Linked DNA regions of Homo sapiens: region 2 is linked to region 1. Evidence: read pairs that join two places in POLR2A ChIA-PET (ENCODE). Cell type or tissue: PC-9. All regions are shown on one strand. Each heading gives the region's core, and the rest is flanking DNA. Links, peaks and the distances in the headings are about the cores only. Region 1 has its middle 15 kb from the start of ALPG. Region 2 has its middle 8.4 kb from the start of MIR1471.

Evidence for each region. ChIA-PET counts read pairs that join two places held together with the same protein. Peaks named below come from ENCODE experiments on the same cell type or tissue, not always from the same donor. Only the 100,000 strongest peaks of a DNase experiment are listed, where the experiment ranks them.
Region 2: POLR2A ChIA-PET joins it to region 1 with 5 read pairs; 7 of 35 experiments call an interaction of 5 or more read pairs at or near these places.

Annotation. Positions count from the first base shown.
Region 1 is chr2:232,419,812-232,424,195 of GRCh38, forward strand. It overlaps the pseudogene ECEL1P1. Among named protein-coding and RNA genes, the nearest start is that of ALPG, 15 kb to the left of the region's middle. RefSeq lists enhancers at 34-817, 3,080-3,847, 3,848-4,384. In PC-9, for the core only: no CTCF peak of the experiment used is centred there; DNase peaks (open chromatin) are centred at 950, 1,570 and 2,290; H3K4me3 peaks cover 2,137 bases; H3K27ac peaks cover 2,146 bases.
Region 2 is chr2:231,898,500-231,902,883 of GRCh38, forward strand. No RefSeq gene overlaps it. Among named protein-coding and RNA genes, the nearest start is that of MIR1471, 8.4 kb to the left of the region's middle. In PC-9, for the core only: CTCF peaks have their summits at 2,144 (motif pointing right) and 2,345; a DNase peak (open chromatin) is centred at 2,132.

The DNA of each region.
Region 1 (4,384 bases), core at 115-4,114:
TCCATGGCACCGAGGCCGCCGCGATGCAGCCCTGGGCCACCTGGGCTATGGGATGCGCGCGGCCGCTGGCCTCCTAGTGGGCCTCTGCATGGCCCCGGGGGGCCAAAGCTGCGGGAAGAGCAGAGTCAGGCTCAGGAGGCGCAGCAGCCCGACGGGGCTCCCAGGCACCGCGAGGAGAGACGCAGGCCTGGGTGCAGAGGCCCCAGCTGCCGGCCTCATTCACTGCGGAAACCAGGGACGAGGAGAGTCTGGCGGGGCCACCATCCCCGCGTGCACAGTGGAGTCTTCTCCCCTGTCCTCCTCCCTGCACACACGTGTCGGATGCTGGATTGGGAGGCCTCTTATGGGAAGGGGGAGGCGCTGGGCACGGGGCCTGGCACGTAGGGGGCCTTCATTGCATCTCTCTTCCCTTCGCCTTTCTTGTCCACGACCTGTCCTAGCCAAGGCCAAGTGGGGTGGGGGAAGGAGCAGAGGCTGGAGTGAGGAGGTGCGGTCAGGGGCGCGTCTATGCGGCACTTTCAGCTCTCCGAGCTGGACACAGACAGACGCTTCGCAAAACGGCCAAAGAACCAAACTTTGTCCTCGTGGAAGTCTGCGGGATCTACCACTTCAAACCCGCTCGCTGGCTCCTTCTGCTCGGTGGCCCGACGGCCCACCCGCCCCTTCCCAAGGGGAACGCACTATTGCTCCAGGGTCGCGGATACACAACCCACCCCCTGCACGGCAGTGATGGGGAACCCGAGACCTGTCCGTCTCTATCCCCTTTCCGCTCCACTCCTGGCTTCAACAGGTTCTCCCTAGAACCCACACTTGCGCGAAGTTTCACCCACGCTGGGGCGCGAGCTGGCCGGGCGAGCCCAGAGCCATGCAGGCGCGGCGCGCAGTCCATGGAGCCTCAGAGCCGAGCCTGGGAGTCGCAGCCGGCGGATGGACGCAAACAAAGCCGGGAGGCTCCGCGCAGCGGCTACGAAGGTGACGGAAGTGGCCGCGGCTGCAGGGACTCAGGCGCCACCTACCCGGCAGGTGCGCGCCGGAGCCTGGCAGAGGCGGAGCGGGTCGGGCCGAAGCCGCTGCCTGAGCAGGAGCGAAGCGGCGCTAGCGGCCGGTGTCTCCCCGCTCCCGCTGCCTTCTCTGCCGCCGCCCCAGCCCGCCGCCCGCCTGCCTGCCTGCCCGAGGGAGAGGACGCGCCGGTGGCTCCACCCTCCTCCGCCCGTCCCGCGCTCCCTTCCTTCCTCCTGCGACCCTCTGGCTACCTGGCAGCGCGGCGGCAGCGGGGACCTGGGTCGGGGGCCGCGGAGACAGGCTTCCGAGGGTCGTGCGCGGGCTGCGGTAGGGGACTCCGGATCCAGTCGCATCCCGGGACTAGTGAGGGTAGCGGGTACACCCGGCAGGAGTCCCCTCCGATCCCGTGTCCCCACTCGGAACCGCCCACCAACCGGTTGGAAAGGAGCTGGAGCTACGCAGCTGGGGGCCGTCATGGTCCAGCCCACAGCCCTGGAGCACCACCCAGGGAGGACTCCTCCTAAGGATTGAGAGGGCGCTGACGGAGTGCCTGGGCTGCCCGCACAGCGCCTGCGCAGAGCTCACCTTCACCAGGGAGCTTCCTTTACCTCCTCGGAACCCCTGTCCGGGATCAGCTCTCCCCGGGGTGTCTGGGCTTCTGGTTGTCTCGCCCCCTTCCCCCAGCCTCTGATCCACGGAGAGCAACGCAGAGCCCTGCCAGAAGCAGGCCTGGGGCTGTGAGTGTGGCCCCCATGGTCCCAATAGGCGGTTGTCCCAGAGAACAGCAATCACTGCCTATAGGAGGTGACGTGGGTTTAGCCTCTGACCACACAGTCCTGGTCACCCTGCACAGACTGTCAATAAAGAAGGGTCTGAGGCCCAGCTCCTTGGCTCCTCTGCAGTTTCCCCAAAAGGGAAGCTGAGGCTGTGGGTGAGTGGGTGATGTCCGTGGTCCAGGCTCCAGTTCCCTCACTGTGGGGTCTTCCCCTACCCCTGTGATATGGTTTGGCTCTGTATTCCCACCCAAATCTCACCTCGAATTGTAATCCCCATAATCCCCACGTGTCAAGGGCGAGACCAGGTGGAGGTAATTGAATCATGGGGCTGGTTCCGCACGTGCTGTTCTTGTGCGAATGAGTGAGTCTCGCCAGATCTGATGGTTTTATAAGCGTCTGACATTTCCCGTTTGCGCGCATTCTCTCTCCTGTCGCCATGCGAGAAGGTGCTTTCCACCATGATTGTCAGTTTCCTGAGGGCTCCCCAGCTATGAGGAAATGTGAGTCAATTAAACCTCTTTTCTTTATAATTTACCCAGTCTCAGGTATTTCTTCATAGGAGGGTGAGAACGGACTAATACACCCTGATTGCCCAGGTGACCCCATGACTCATATGCAAGAGCATGGCAGACCACAGCAGTGCCCAGCGACACCCAGTGAAGCCCTGAGTGACGCAGCTGGATACCTGATGTGAGGGTGAGCGGGTGGGTAGAGTAGCCAGAGCTGCCTTGGAGAGAGAAGGCCCGAGGGGGTGCCGGGCACAGACCAGGCACAGACCGTGAGGGCTTCAGAATCTGACTCGCTGCCTACCCCCTGACTAACGACAGATCCCAGTCATCCAGCCTATGCACCTCGTCAGAATCAAAACAGAGTTCCTTTTGTTAAAAATCCTGAGAAGTAAAGCCAGGAACATGAAGGGGATTTATCATGCACAAAACCTGATATCAAGAACTATCACAGAAGACTGCAAACAACCAGCTTGCATAATGGCCTTCACAACCTTTCACCAAAAAATACTTCTGCAAGGACATCTGCCCAGCACCTGCCTGTCCATCCTCAAACTGGTGCCACTCATATCCTTGATCCTTGTAGCCAAGGATGAATATCTCAAAACAATCCTGTGATCCTCCTCCTTTTTTCTTTAAAAACCTTTGTCTTCCTTCACCTTTCTAAATTCACACATAGTTTCCTCTGGCCTGCTTATTCCCATTGCAGTACCTATTTCCAAAGAAAGTTCATTTTATTTTAGGGTCTTCCTGTATCTGTTATGCAATGTCACATAGTGGTGTCAGAAGTGGGACTGAAGTGAACTCATCTTGGATGAATCAGTGTCTCCTGGAATCTAACACTGCATTGACTGAGCCCTCTGCAGACTGCCTTTCCAGGAGTTGCTTTTCTGTTCTTGTGGGGAAAAGAAAGAGAGATCAGATTGTTACTGTGTCTGCGTAGAAAGAAGTAGCCATAGGAGACTCCATTTTGTTCTGTACTAAGAAAAATTCTTCTGCCTTGAGATGCTGTTAATCTGTAACCCTACCCCCAACCCTGTGCTCCCTGAAACACGTGCTGTGTCACCTCAGGGTTAAATGGATTAAGGGCTGTGCAGGATGTGCTTTGTTAAACAAATGCTTGAAGGCAGCATGCTTGTTAAGAGTCATCACCACTCCCTAATCTCAAGCCACTCCCTAATCTCAAGTACCCAGAGACACATGCGGAAGACTGCAGGGACCACTGCCTAGGAAAGCCAGGTATTGTCCAAGGTTTCTCCCCATGTGATAGTCTGAAATATGGCCTCATGGGAAGGGAAAGACCTGACCGTCCCCCAGCCCGACACCTGTAAAGGGTCTGTGCTGAGGAGGATTAGTAAAAGAGGAAGGAACGCCTCTTTGCAGTTGAGGTAAGAGGAAGGCTTCTGTCTCCTGCTCGTCCCTGGGCGATGGAATGTCTCAGTGTAAAGCCGATTGTATATCCATCTACTGAGATAGGGGAAAACCGCCTTAGGGCTGTAGGTGGGACATGCTGGCAGCAATACTGCTCCTTAAGGCATTGAGATGTTTATGTATATGCACAACAAAAGCACAGCACTTAATTCTTTACCTTGTTTATGATGCAGAGACCTTTGTTCACGTGTTTACCTGCTGACCTTCTCTCCACTATTATCCTATGACCCTGCCACATCCCCCTCTCCAAGAAACACCCAATAATGATCAATAAATACTAAGGGAACTCAGAGGCCGGTGGGATCCTCCATATGCTGAACGCCGGTTCCCTGGGCCCCCTTTTGTCTTTCTCTATACTTTGTGTCTCTTTCTTTTCCAAGTCTCTCGTTCCACCTAACGAGAAACACCCACAGGTGTGGAGGGGCAACCCACCCCTTCATGTTCTGGTGAATCTCCTCGAATACTCAGACTCCCTCCCTTTAGTCAGTTCCTTTTTACTTTATCCTGGATCTTTTTTGGTTATAAGCCTCCCTTAAACAAAGGACCTTGCATCCTTCTTGGGAGTATAGAGGTTGGAGTTTTGTTTTTGGTTGGGGTGTGTGTGTGTGAGGCAGTCTTGCTCGGTCACCCAACAGAGTCCTGCTCTGTTGCCCAGGCTGGAGTGCTTGG
Region 2 (4,384 bases), core at 195-4,194, 520 kb before region 1:
ATACATGACAGACAAGGAGTAAATGTGCCAAATATATAAAAAGCTACTTTAAATAGAGAAAATGGTCAAAGAACAAGTCATTCACTGAGGAAGAAATCCAGATGGCCGTAAACACAAGCAATGGAGCTCAAAGAAACACACATGATAGCAAATATCTGGTTGAGTATTGTTTATCTGACTGACTTTTTAAAAAATTAAAATATCCATTTTTGGTATGTAGAATCAGACAGCCACACATTGTTTTTAAGCAAGGCTTAGTGCTCAGTGATGTTTTACAAAGGGTTGCAAAATTCTATCATGCATGATCCCATTTAATCTTCGTGGCAATTCCATGAAATAGGAAAGTGAGATGTTATCCATTTTACAAATGAGGAGTTTTGGATTCAGTGATGTTACCTTCCCAATGTCATGGAGATAGTAAGGGGTTACCTTGTAATTTGCTGAATGTTTATTACATTATCGTTTTCTTTGGGCCATCATGATTAATTTGTTTTTCAATGAATTTCCATTACTTCAAAAGTTTCAGAATTATCGATACTAACATATTATGCTCTTGTCTCAGGGGAAGATACATTGAATGTCTTAGGAATCTCCAATTTTGTTTCTTAATGAAACAATCTATTCAAGGTAAAGCACAATTGATAGCTTAAATATCTAAAAAGGAATGTGAAAATGACTGCATTGTATTATTACTTCTTTAGTATTACAAGGAAGCTGTGAGTTATAGTACCACAGACATTTTAATGTATTTTAAAAATTTGTGAAGTTGATTAATTAATTGGTTAATTTCCTCCTTCAACAAGTATGTTTTGAGGGTCTACTGCGGGACATGCAGTTTTCTTGACCCTGGAGATGCAGAGATGAGCAAAACAGGCAAAATTGCTGTCTGCATGAAGCTGAGCTTCTAAATTTATTTTTGACATATGATAAAATAATGTTTGTGCTAGTCGAAGTATAAAATATATGACTGTACCGCCAATATTTTATATAATTCAAACAAGATAAAAAGCAGATAATTCAATAAGCACACATTGCAATTTAAAGTATACAAAGATGCTCACTAGCTTTGCCTGAAAATTAAACCTGGGATTGTAGGTATGTTAAGGTATCCTGCTAGAGGTTAAGTTTATATTTTGTTCCTCCTCTTCTTTGTGGTGTTTTTTTGTCTGTGTGGAGACCAGTCTCACTCTGTGGCCTAGGCTGGTCTCGAACTCCTGGGCTCCTGCCTTGAGTGGCTGTTGGGATCCTCCCACCTAGGCCTCTCAAAGTGCCGGTATTACAGGCATGAGTCACCACACTCAGCCCCTTCCCTTTCAAGAAGGTGCCACCAGCCTGGGCAACATGGCAAAACCCCATCTCTACAAAAAATAAAATTAGCTGGGTGTGGTGGCGCTGCCTGTCGTTCCAGCTATGTGGTGCTGAGGTGGATTACTTGAGCCTGGGAAGTTGAGGCTGCATTGAGCCGTGATTGCGCCACTGCATGCCAGCCTGGGCAACAGAGTGAGACCTGTCTCAAAAAAAAAAAAAAAAAGGCTGGGCGCGGTGGCTCACACCTGTAATCCCAGCACTTTGGGAGGCCAAGGCGGGTGGATCACCTGAGGTCAGGAGTTTGAGACCAGCCTGGGCAACATGGCGAAATCCCGTCTCTGCTAAAAATGCAAAAATTAGCCGGGCGTGGTGGTGGGCGCCTGTAATCCCAGCCACTTGGGAGACTGAAGTAGGAGAATCGGTTGAACCCGGGAGCAGAGGTTGCAGTGAGCTGAGACCGCGCCATTGCATTCCGGCCTAGGCAACAAAAGCGAACACGGTCTCAAAAATAAAATAAATAATAAGAAGGGCAAGTGGGCGTTGAGCTTGGACAAAGGAATGTGACAATGGCCTGGGCCAAGGGAAGGTAATTAGATCCCTTTTGTTGCAAAAGGTTTAAAAGAAAAAAATCTGACCAACCCTGTGGAGAGAAACAGCGGACCTTAGTTTTGGTTCTGGGAAGTTGGGCTCAGAACAGCTTCTGGGTGTCCAGGGACAGCTCACCTGGGGCGTGGTCGTGCGAATGCACCGCACAGAAGCTGGCCCCAGTGGCCCTGCTGGCTCAAGGAGCAGCCGGCGAGAGCACGGACTTCCCTTCTGCCGTCCACGCCCATTCTGACCGCCAGGCGGCGCCTTGGTGCCTGGTGCCAGAGGCCGCAGGACCAGCAGTGGCCAAGGCCGGCGCTTACAGTCCCAGGGATCAGAGGGGACGGTAGAGTCGCGGTTGGTGGGGACCCAAGCAGCTGTCTGTCGCGGTTGGTGGGGACCCAAGCAGCACGGAAGGGGGTGAGAGGACACTGCTTACCTAGTGATTGAAAAGATTATATTTTTTGAGCTGGCCACTAATTATTGGCTCAAGGCAAAAAACTGTGACACAGCTAGAATATTAGAATATTATCGACCTTTCCCCACCTGTATACCAGCATATGTGAGCTTGGGGTGTGTGTGCTGGTGGGAGGTGGGGGTGTCTCTCAGCCCCTTGGATTTGATAAAAGCTCAGCCTGGGGCCCCATTCCACGCCCTGAGGAGTTTTAAGCCCTGCCCAAGATCTCAGCAGCTCCGAATGCAGCGGCTTTCCCCCACGTCACTGTGCAGTGTGGCCCCTGGGGGCAGTGTGGCTCTGAGGGCAGGAGTCAAAGTGTGAGGCTCAGGCTCTCCTTAATCCCCCGTCCCCCAAAGGGCCCACCCTGACAGGAAAGGGGACTCACATCTCAGCAAATTCACCAAGTCCCTGAGATGTGCCTTGTGCCAGGGTCCCACCTCCTTCTTGGTCTCTACTGGCCTTGGATGATCCTCCTACCCTCCCATCTCACCAGTGCCTCCTCCCCTGGCTTCCCTGTTCCCCCTCTCTTTGTTCTGTCTCCCTCCCCGGAGCACAGCCAGTCTCCTCCTCATCTCGCGGAAAACTCAGCTCGCCTTCTCTGATGACTGGGTGCCTGTGCCCTTCCGCGTCCTCAAACCTCACCTTTTCCAGGTGTTTCTACTTCAAGACAGCGGCCCTCCTAAGAGGATCCCAGCTGCCAGGTGTTGAGCTAATAACACACTCACTGCTGTTCACCAAACGCCAGATCTTTGAAGTCAGAAGTTCATTAGGGATGAGCTATTTGATATCAGTCTTTTATTTCATAACCATTGGTCATATGCACAAACATTTTCTCTTGGCCTCTGGATATGCAGTTGGAGGTTTGTTAGTGATGGATATTTCAGAGGTTAAAAGATGAAGACCATTTCCAGAAGTTACAAAACAACCCTTAAAATTCTATAGTGAATTGGGCCGGGCACGGTGGCTCACACCTGTAATCCCAGCACTTTGGGAGGCAGAAGCGGGAGGATCAGTTGAGTTCAGGAGTTCGAGACTAGCCTGGCCAACATGGCAAACTCCCATCTCTACTAAAAATACAAAATTTAGCTGGCACATGCCTGTAATCCCAGCTACTCGGGAGGCGGGGAGAATCGCTTGAACCTGGGAGGCAGAGGTTGCATAGTGAGCCGAGATTGCACCACTGCACTCCAGCCTGGGCGACAGGGTGAGACTTTGCCTCCAAAAAAAAAAAAAAATTGTATAGTACATTGTATACTTTAAATGGTAAATTAGCAGGGTGCAGTGGCTCACACCTGTAATCCCAGCTACTCGGGAGGCTGAAGCAAAAGGATGGCATGAGCCTATGAGTTCAAGGCTGTAGTGAGCCATGATCACGCCACTGCACTCCAGCCTGGGCAACACAGCAAGATCACTTCTAAAAAAATGGTAAAGTACGTGGTATGTGAATTATATCCCAGTTAAGCTATTATAAAAAATAAAAATGTCGCTGGCAGCTCGGCACTGTCCTCTCTGGACAGCCAGGCTGTCGTGGCATATGAATTTCCCACTGTGGCTCTAACAAGTTACCAAAATGTCGTGGCTTTGAACCACACAGATTTATCTCACAGTTCTCGCGGATGAGAGGTCCAACATGGGTTTCATGGGCAAAATTAAAGCGTTGTTAAGGCTGCGCTCCCTTCTGGAAGCTCCAGGAGAAAATCTGCTTCCTTGCCTTTTCCAGCTCCTGCGGCCGCCCACATTTTCGTTGACTTGGGTCCCCTTCTTCCGTCTTCAAAACCAGCAGCATTGCATCTCCTGCCTTTTTTCTGCAGCCACTTTTTCCTCTGATGGACTCATCTGGCTCCCTCTTCCACTTTTAAGGACGCTTGTGATGACATCAGGCCCCACCAGACTACCTGGCATCATTTCCCCACCCCAGGGTCTGTATCCATAACTCACTCTTGCAGGCCTTTTGCCATGTCACGTGACACATTCACAGACTCTAGGACTAGGGCGTGAGCTTCTTTGGGGACTCAATGTTCTGCCTGTCACACA